Linked DNA regions of Mus musculus: all the other regions are linked to region 2. Evidence: chromatin contacts called from ENCODE Hi-C or POLR2A ChIA-PET data. All regions are on one chromosome and are shown on one strand. Each heading gives the region's core, a stretch centred on a gene start or an enhancer-like site at or near the end of the contact. The rest is flanking DNA. Distances are from core to core; before and after follow the strand shown.

Region 1 (3,246 bases), core at 640-3,139, 45 kb before region 2:
ATTTTAATTTAAATTTTTTTAGAAATCCAGGGGCCAGGTGTAGACCGTACATGCTTGTATTTTAGCACTTGAGAAAACGAGGCAGGGGGAGTATCCCAAGTTCCCAAGCCAGTCTGGGCCATATAGCAAGACTTCACCTAAAACAACAAAACAAAACAAAACAAAACAAAACAAAACAAAACAAAACCCTTCTGTGAGCCCAGCACTCTGGAGGCAAAGGCAGGCAAGTGTGTGTGAGTTTGAGGCCAGCCTCATCGACATATGGAGTTCCAAGGAAGGCTGAATATTGAAACTCCAAACAAACAAACAAACAAACAAACAAAGCCCTGAGTAATGAAATATATCAAAAATCCTAAAGAAAAAAAAATTGAAAATGAAAACATCCTGAACTCTTATAAACATGTCTTGCAGGGGCTGGTGAGATAGCTCAGCAGGTAAGAGGACTGACTGTGCTTTCGAATGTCCTGAGTTCAAATCCCAGCAACCACATGGTGGCTCACAAACCACCTGTAATGAGATCTAATGTCCTCCTCTGGTGCGTCTGAAGTGTACTTATTTATAATAATAAATAAATCTTTGGGCCTGAGCAAATGGGCCAACCTGAGAGAGCAGAGGTCCTAAAATCAATTCCCAACAGCCAGATGAATGTTCACAATTATCTGTACAGCTATAGTGTGTACTCATATACAAAATAAATAAATAAATAAATAAATCTTTAAAAAAGGTAAACATGTCTTGCTACCTGAGGCCTCAGTTATGGTTGCTTCTGTACCCCCAGGTCTCTTCAGAGGGTGCTCCTGCACCCCCAGGCCTCCTCATGGGATCCTCCCACAGCCCCAGTGGGGTGCTCCCACAACCCCAGGCCTCTTCACAGGGTGCTCCCTCAACCCTAGGCCTCCTCATGGGGTGCTCCCACAACCCCAGGCCTCCCCACGGGATGCTTCTGCGGCCTGAGAATGCCTTTTTTCCATTGTCACCAACTCAGTTCCTCCCAGGGAAGGCTTTCTGACCACTTCAGTCTGTTCTCGACTCCATCCTTTTGCTCCCACTGTCCCCAGTGCCTGTCTATTCCTTAGTGTTATATTATCCTTTTTGCTTGTGTCTCTCCCACTCAAATGTGAGAGTTTTCCAGGGCAAGTATGCTGTTTTTTTTTTTTTTTTTCCTGTTTGCATTCTTTGCTATATGTGTGTTGCCTGGCACATAGGGTGGGTTAAATGCTTGTTGAATGAATATCTAATCTCCTGAGTTCTCTATCACCCATTCATTCTCCCTTTGGGAAAGCCTATTCAGTACTGTTTATTGTAGGACTTGGGATGTGCCGTGCAAACCGGAACATTCTTTTCTCTCCTTTTTCCTTCATCTCCCAGAATTCGCAGGAGCTACACCCTTGGCACAGATGCAGGCAGCTTATTCTGTGGAGCGTCAGCTGGCAGGCAGCCCTTCCCTTCCCTTCCTCCCCTGTTCTGTCTTCCCTCAGCACAAATCCTTTTTCCTTTTTGGGTGTTCAGAACTCCGAGAGGGCTGAGTGGGAGGGAGGCAGTAGTGGGCTGTCTGCTAGGAGGCAGGTCGGGCGTGTGGGGGAGCCAAGATGTGGGTGGAAGCGCTGCTTTGGGGAATCTTTTGAGGGAGAAAGAAAATTTAGCTATTTTAGAGATATGTTGGGAGGGGTAGCGGGGATACACTCTGGGGGCTGAATCCTCCTTTGGAGCACTGGTGAGCCAAGATGGGGGTGGGGTGGGTTAGTTTTAACTATTTATTTAGTTAGGCTATCCACTCCCTCCATTGCCTCAGCCTTCTGAGTACTGGTATCACAGGCATGTGCCTGGCTTCAAGTGGTGACTACGAAATGCCCTTTCTCTGGCAGGAGCCTGGCTGAGCACATGGGTGTCCATGTGGGTGAGTAGCCATCTGCTCCTTTACAGGGAAGTCCCGGCTTCCTCAGTCATCTGCTGAGCAAGAGGGAGAGGACACATTCTCATAGTTCCCCCAGGGACACGGGTGCATAGAGGAGGCCAGCAGTATTCGTGACACACCAGCCTTAGTCACCACCCTGCCTACAGGGATTCTCTGCCCATCAAGATGAACCTCAAATAAAAACAGGGCTGAGTGTGCCAAGCTGTGTCTCTGGGAGACCCCAGCCACCACCAACGGGGCTGAGTCACTGTGTCACCCTCTTCCAGGCACCCACAGAGAGTATGCTATGAAGCAGTCCTCCCACTTGCTAGTAGAGCACAGACCCTAGACTGGTACAGCCGGCAGGAGACTGGCTTTCTTACCAGTCTGTCTGAGCAGGTCCTGACTAGCCACATGCATCATCAGCTCTGCCTCCTAGATAACATTTACAGCTTAGAAAGTGCTTTCCCTGCTAGGGGTGGGTGGGTGGCCCACACCTTTAATCCCATCACTCAGTAGAGACAGGCAGATTTCTCTGTGAGTTTGAGGCCAGCCTGGTCTACATAGTGAGTTTCTGGCCAACCAAGGCTACATAGGGAGATCCTGTCTGGCAAAAAAAAAAAAAAAAAAAAGCCCAAACACACCAAAAGGGGGCAGGAAAGGAGGTCTAACAAGGTATCTTCTGGTCTGGAGAGACACAGTGTCTGCTTAGGAGGAACATATGGTGCTCCTGAAGAAGTACCAGAGGGGCTGGAGTGATGGCTCAGTGGTGAAGAGCACCGACTGCTCTCCCAGAGGTCCTGAGTTCAATTCCCAGCAACCACATGATGGCTCACAACCATCTGTAATGGGATCTGATGCCTTCTTCTGGTGTGTCTGAAGAAAGCTACAGTGTACTCATATAAATAAAATAAATGAATCTTTAAAAAAAAAAAGGACCTGGGTTTGCCAACCTTTTTTTTTTTTTTTTTGGGCTGGGATTTGAACTCAGGACCTTTGGAAGAGCAGTCAGTGCTCTTAACCGCTGAGCCATCTCTCCAGCCCCCCAGACAAATTTCATAAGCAGCTGTAACTCTAGTTCCAGGAGCACTCACACCCTCTTTGTGCCTCGTGCCTCCATGGTCCCCACAGGCACATACACCAGACTCCAGGCATGAGATTCACTTGTAAGCAAAACACCCACACATATGTATTAAGATTTTTATTTTTATTTTATTTTTTAAAGAAAGAAGTGAAGCCGGGCGGTGGTGGCGCACACCTTTAATCCCAGCATCTGGGAGGAAGAGGCAGGCAGATTTCTGAGTTCGAGGCCAGCCTGGACTACAAAGTGAGTTCCAGGACAGCCAGGGTCA
Region 2 (3,076 bases), core at 99-2,598:
TAGCAAGGAGATGTAGAGAAAGAAGGGTCAAGTGGAATTAACTCCTGAAACCTAACTCCATACTGGCAGATAAGCAAGCAGCATCAAGGGCAGACTTTCTCATTCTGTTCACGGAGAAAGGAAGGAAGGAAGGAAGGAAGGAAGGAAGGAAGGAAGGAAGGAAGGAAGGAGTGAGTCCTGGAGAAATGGCTCATGGTTCTGAGCACTGGTCACTCTTCCAGAGGATCTGGGTTCAATTTCCAGCACTCACACCGAAGCTCACAACTATCTGTTACTCCAGTTCCAGGGGATCTGACATCCTTACACAGACATGAATGCAGGCAAAACCATGTATAGGAAATAAAAACAAGTAAGTTATAAGGAAGGGAAGGGCATCAGGAACTCAGATGGCAATGTACTAAATCCTTGGGAACCTGGAAACACGGAACTACTGTGATAGTCCTTTGCCTGCAATTTTGAGAGAGGTTCTCACTGTGTAACTTTGGCTGACTTCAGTCTCAGAGAACAGCTTGTTTCTGCCCTCCGAGTGCTTCAATTAAAGGAGAGCACCAGCCTGCCCAGCTTCCCTGCAACTCGTTATCACTGAAGTGTTCCCAATAATTCAAAGACACAGTAGTGCAACAGAGTCAGCCAACAGTAGCAGAGGGGGCTCATTTTCTGTCTTTTGACTGATGGGAGGGCTACTCACCTTAGAGGAAGTATTTTCTTGTTTTTTACACAGAATACTAAGACATGGGAAACCCTTCATCTTCATTGCAAGGTTCTGCCAAAGGGAAAAGTAAAAGTTGGGACACCTGAATTTATGACCTCAGGTTCACAACACAGCTGACATTTAGAGAAGCAGATTTTAAGAGGACTGAGGGTTTTGGCAACAGGAATGCTTGAGATAAGCTTTGCTGGACCACTCGCAGTTTGGGGGGGTTATAACAGCAACTAATATTTTCAGTGTGCCTACTGTGGCTCAGCCACTTTGCATATCTATTTCATTTAGACCGTATTATCCGAGTTTACAGATAAGCAGCCAGAATCTAGCGTCTGCTGGTGTAAGGTCACTTGAGATCACTTGCCATGAGGTCAGGAACTGAGCTGATCAAGGACAAGCCAACTTGCTTTTCCGAGGCGCTGTTCAGTCGCGCAGGCCACGGTCGCCCTCTGCTGACGGATCACAGAGGCGCGCTGAGATTGATCCTTAAAAAAACCTAAAGGCGGGTGGAGTCTTCCCCCCCGCTAGAGGCCGCCACTGAACGAACAGCGTAACTCAGTGCGTCTGGCCCGTCTGTGGGAACTTCCTGCCAGATCTCGCTGATCCTTACAAAGACGGTTAACTTTACTTGACGTCCCTGTAAACAAAAGAGACGAGCGCCGACCCGGAAGTGGAAGCTGTGGCTTCGCGTTCTGGCCGGCCGGAAGGAGACCAAAGGGAAGTTGTAGCCATGGCTGTAGCCGTGGCCGCCGCCGGGGTCCTAATGGGCTCGGAGCCCGGCCCGGCGGAAGAACTCGCTAAACTTGAGTACCTGTCTTTGGTGTCGAAGGTTTGCACGGAGCTGGACAATCACTTGGGCATCAACGACAAGGATCTGGGTGAGCTGGAGGAAGGTCCCGATGGCTTTTGATTTTGGGGGTGAGGGAGGCAGGAGAGAAGCGGTTGATGGTGTGTGTGTGTGTGTCTGTCTGTCTGTGTCTGTGTGTGTGTCATCGTGACTTGGGCTCCGGGAACCTGTGGCGGTGGCCTCTGCTTGAGAACCATCCGGTCCGAGCTATTAGAAACCATTTCTGTGAGCTGCCGGTGAAGGCTGGGGCAGCAATTTCTGCTCGATTGTTGTTTTTCAGTTCTGGGGGGCGAAATAGCTTTAACAATAGCAGCAGCAGCAGCCCCCGCGAAGATGATGGTTGTAATTACGGCCAGTAATTTTTAGAAGCTCACAAGATATTATGGGTAGCTCTTCATCTACATTATCTTGTTTGGTCTTCGCACAGTCAGGCAGTAGTCAGCATCTACTTCGAGCTTGTGCTTTGAGCCGTGCTCTTAAATTAGTTACATCTTCTTATCTCTCACATACTAGTCATTAGATGTTTAAGGGCAAACTGTGACTAGGGGACCCAGAGAGAAAATAAGAAAGGCTCGGGGCCCAGATCGTAATTATATGCATAGCCGGAGCCCTTGTGAAAATGAGAGGCCGAGTATGTGAATTAGAAGCATGAGGGGAACACTTCCGTTTGATAGGTACAGGGTTGGGTGGTGTTGGGCTTTTTCAGAATGTCCTCAAAAGTAAATGACAGCCAGGCAGGCGCCTAGGATCTCAGGCTTGGGATGTGAGGGCAGAATGATTAGTAATTCCAAAGTCACACGTAGATAATCTGAGGGTAGCTTGGGCATGGTATGTATCAGGGTATGACCCGTCACAAAAAACGACGACAAAGCCGGGCAGTGGTGGCGCACGCCTTTAATCCCAGCACTTGAGAGGCAGAGGCAGGCGGATTCCTGAGTTCTTTTATAATTTAATTATTATCTGAGTCCATTTATAATTCCTTTTTTTTTTTTTAACAGCTGAATTTGTCATCAGTCTTGCTGAGAAAAATACTACCTTTGATACTTTTAAGGCTTCTCTGGTCAAAAATGGTGCAGAATTCACAGTATGTATATCTGAAGATTCTTTGTTTCCTTTTTGTTTCTTTGGTGTTGCTACTGAATTTAAATTTTGATCGCACTAAAGGATTTTTAAGTAGGAAGGAGCGATTTGTGCATATCAAGTAAATAAGCCATCAAATGTGTAAAGTTGCGTTGCTGGCCAGGGAGCCAGATTCCTTCCCCACTGTCCTAGGAGAATGCCGCAGGACTTCCGGCAGTAAGTCTGAGGATGCTGACATTCTTTTGTTGTTGTTGTTGGTTTGTTTGTTTTTAATTTTTTATTAGATATTTTCTTCACTTACATTTTTTAAAGATTTATTTATCTTATTTATGTGAGTACACTGTAGCTGTCTTCAGACACTCACCATAAGAGGGCATCAGATCCCATTACAGATGGTTATGAGCCACCATGTGTTGTTGCTGGGAATTGAACTCGGGACCTCTGGA
Region 3 (2,857 bases), core at 3-2,502, 52 kb after region 2:
GGGGAAGAGACCTGGCGAGCCCGGGTTACAGCCTCCCCACTGGTGATAAGGGACGGAGAAGAATGAGTGGTTTGACTTTTGGGGAAACGTGGGTTGGGGAAGTCCAGGATAAGGCTTTGGGATGGATGTACGTGGATTAAGCAGAGGGGTCGCAGTTTGTCTGTTTCTTTACCTTCTGAGTCGGAAGGCGGCAGGGAGCCCGGGTCCATGAGCTTTCCCTGCGGGACCATCAGCGCTTCGCCCAAGCTCCCATTTCCGGGAGATTTCTGCTGGAAGGAGGGGGGAAGAATGCCCCCGAATCACCCTGAGGAGTCTAGCTTGGGGTTGGGGGTGGGGTCCCGGGGTGGCTCAGGGGCCAGGCGGTCCTGGACCCACTGAGACCCCCCGGGAGGGGGCTGCGGGGCGAGTAGGGGCGGGGTGCGGGGCGGGGGCGGGCGTGGAGGCCGGCGCGGCGCTCACGCTGCAGAAGGTGTAGGGCACTCGCTGGTCCAAGTATCCGCCTTTCATCCTCCGCTCCATCCGGCCGCTCCCTCCGGCCACAGGGCCGGGCCCCCGCGCGGAGGCAGAGACCTGGGAGGGGGGAGGCAGTTCGCACACGGTCCCGGGAGCGCTGCGGGGGGGAGGGGGCGATCGCGAGGCTTTGGATCGGACAGCGAAACTTCTCCGACTCGCTGGGACCTGCGCGGCCGAGCGCCTCCACCGCCACTCCTCTCCCGCCAAAGGAGGTCCCACCTGCTCCCTTGAGCTGGGGTTGGTGTGTCTGCTTTCTGCAGCCCTGCTCAGCCCGAACTGGGTTACATAAGACGTGTGTGTGCGTGTGTGTGTGCGCGCGTGTGTGAGTGTGTGTGTGTGTATGTGGGCGCGCGCGCGCGGCGCACACCATTCGCACGCCCATAACTCAGGCGCCCCCTCCAGCCTCGAATCCCGACGCCTCCCACCCCCGCCCCGGAATGTGCGGAAGCGGGCGCCGAACAGAGAGAGTGTGGTGTGTGGGAGATGAAGCGGGGAAATCACAGACACTCTCCCTTCCTTCCCCTTCCGCAGCTTCACCTGAGGTCCGGGCGTCTGTGCCGGAGCCGCGGGGGGATGCTCAGCATGCCCGGGGGATGACACAACTAAGGTGGCGGGGCTAGGCCGGAGCGAGGCGGCCTGAGCCCCGGGTCCCCAGAGCCCCGGCTTGTTTTCCGGGCGCAGCAGACAGTTGTGAGCCCGGGGGAGCAGCTGATTGGTGCATTTCCTTTGCCTTGGCCTCCGTTCTCGCTCTTCCCCCGCCCCTCCCCACCGGTTCCCTTTGTTTCATTGACTTTTGTGAATGAAACCCCAGGGCCGGGCACGCCCGCCAATCCTCAGACTCGGCTAGCTGAGCTTGAGGGAGGAGTTTCCCAGCCACGAAGACCAATCAGAAAGTAGGGGCTGGCTCCTGGCTTCATTCACTTTTTGGACTTCCATTCATAAAAAAATAAACTCCTTTCGGCTTTAGTTCATTCATAAAGAATTGAGAAAAAAAGACGGAAGCTGAAGACCCGGCAGCTTCTCCACGGGTTCCAACCTGGGTTTTGGGTCTAAGGACCCCTGAGCTCCTTCCGCTGGCGTTAGCTCACGCCTCTGTGCATCTATACTTACGTGGGAGTGTGAACACGTCTGTGTGCCCTGGGGGGAGGGGGAGGCAAACGGACTTGTGCGCCCAGAGGAACCATAATAACTAGCATTTATGAAGCGCTCTGCCTCCACGTGCTAATTTCCTTCCCATAACGTGGTGCTGCGGAGCGGTTTCCATTTTACTTTACAAATGAAAATGGAAGAAAGCTAAGAAAGACACCATGGCCTCCTCACCTGAGGTAACTCAGCTTGTCACTGAGGGGCATTAGCGTTTCAAAGCCACCAAGGTCTTCTGTGCAGCCCTCTGAGACCCCGAGCTACTTGAAAACAAATGGAGGCACAGTTGGTGCTCAGTAAATGTAAACTGGCTCAAACCGGCTTTCTCACGGGTCTGTGATCTGTAGAGTTGCTTATTCTGTGACCCGCTTTATCATTCATTCGAGGCTTTGCCAACAAGAGGCTCAAGGATGTCTCTCTCGCTGCCATCTTACTCCTTATGATAGGAAGCAGAAATCCCAAGTGACTTGGTGATCAAAAGACAGGATGGGTTCCAATTTTGTCCAAGAGGTTGATCTTAGTGTTTGTCATTCGAGCATCACTGCCTTCAGTAAATATCTGCTGTGTCAGACATGGTGCTGGGCGCCAAGCAAGTGTGAGAAAGACTACCTCCCTTGGGATCTGGGTTGCTTTAGATGCCGTCACAAGGACCCACAGGCCCACAGGGCTGCTTTCAAAGTTCATCTGTCTAACCAAACAGTACTTCTGAGAAAGAAAAGGTGCATGCAATCTCTTCCAGCCTGTAGGAGTCAGAGAAGGGACAAAAACCTTAACCCCCTGGCACCTGAACTGGGCTCTTTCTGCCACACAAACTCCTCCCCTTTACCTACCAAACTGTTCTTTAAAGTTTGAACCTGCTGCCGCTCTCCTCTAGGGACCCCCCTTTTCATGAGAGCCTGGGTCAGTCCATATATATGGTGAGGTATCTTTCATTCTCTTCCCTGTTAGAGAAATCCCTATATAGTTATGGGGATCTCTGCGGGGGCCCAGAGGAGGACTCCTTCCTTGAGCCTCGCTCGCACTCAAGAGTTGCACAAAATGCCTGTCAGGTGAACAGCTACAATAAAAAGCTAAGTAATGGAGTTTTGCAGGCACCCTGCCCAAGGAAAGACAGGCAAGCCCAAGCAAATCCCGGCTTGGGGCGGATGGAGCCAGTTTAGGGAGGGGTGTGAGTTCCTAGACCAGGAGAAGTGGGGGAGGA

The links. A loop is a pair of places that touch in the nucleus more often than their neighbours do. ChIA-PET counts read pairs that join two places held with the same protein, here RNA polymerase II (POLR2A).
Region 1: a loop to region 2 is called in a map of left cerebral cortex, with 4 times the contacts of the local background. The contact joins the enhancer-like site here to the promoter of Dhx8 in region 2. A Hi-C loop is called at or near these places in 7 of 37 maps with a recorded cell type or tissue (heart, left cerebral cortex and mouse trophoblast stem cell). POLR2A ChIA-PET finds 5 or more read pairs at or near these places in 5 of 5 experiments (Patski and embryonic stem cell).
Region 3: POLR2A ChIA-PET joins it to region 2 with 14 read pairs in Patski. The contact joins the promoter of Etv4 here to the promoter of Dhx8 in region 2. POLR2A ChIA-PET finds 5 or more read pairs at or near these places in 4 of 5 experiments (Patski and embryonic stem cell).

The regions. Positions count from the first base shown.
Region 1 is chr11:101,686,011-101,689,256 of GRCm38, forward strand. No RefSeq gene overlaps it. Among named protein-coding and RNA genes, the nearest start is that of Gm39391, 8.6 kb to the right of the region's middle. Within about 2 kb of position 1,890, at least 3 of the 3 ENCODE cell types and tissues checked have a DNase peak (open chromatin) inside an H3K27ac peak, as active enhancers do; they include heart and left cerebral cortex, where a contact is called at or near this core.
Region 2 is chr11:101,731,608-101,734,683 of GRCm38, forward strand. It overlaps Dhx8 (DEAH (Asp-Glu-Ala-His) box polypeptide 8), which reads left to right and starts at 1,349. Exons shown (of 23, transcript NM_144831.2): 1 at 1,349-1,581; 2 at 2,549-2,634. The coding sequence starts at 1,434.
Region 3 is chr11:101,784,058-101,786,914 of GRCm38, forward strand. It overlaps Etv4 (ets variant 4), which reads right to left and starts at 1,253. Exons shown (of 13, transcript NM_001316365.1): 1 at 1,051-1,253; 2 at 460-570; 3 at 173-266. The coding sequence starts at 519. It overlaps Gm39392 (a long non-coding RNA gene), which reads left to right and starts at 1,264. Exons shown (of 3, transcript XR_880221.3): 1 at 1,264-2,857.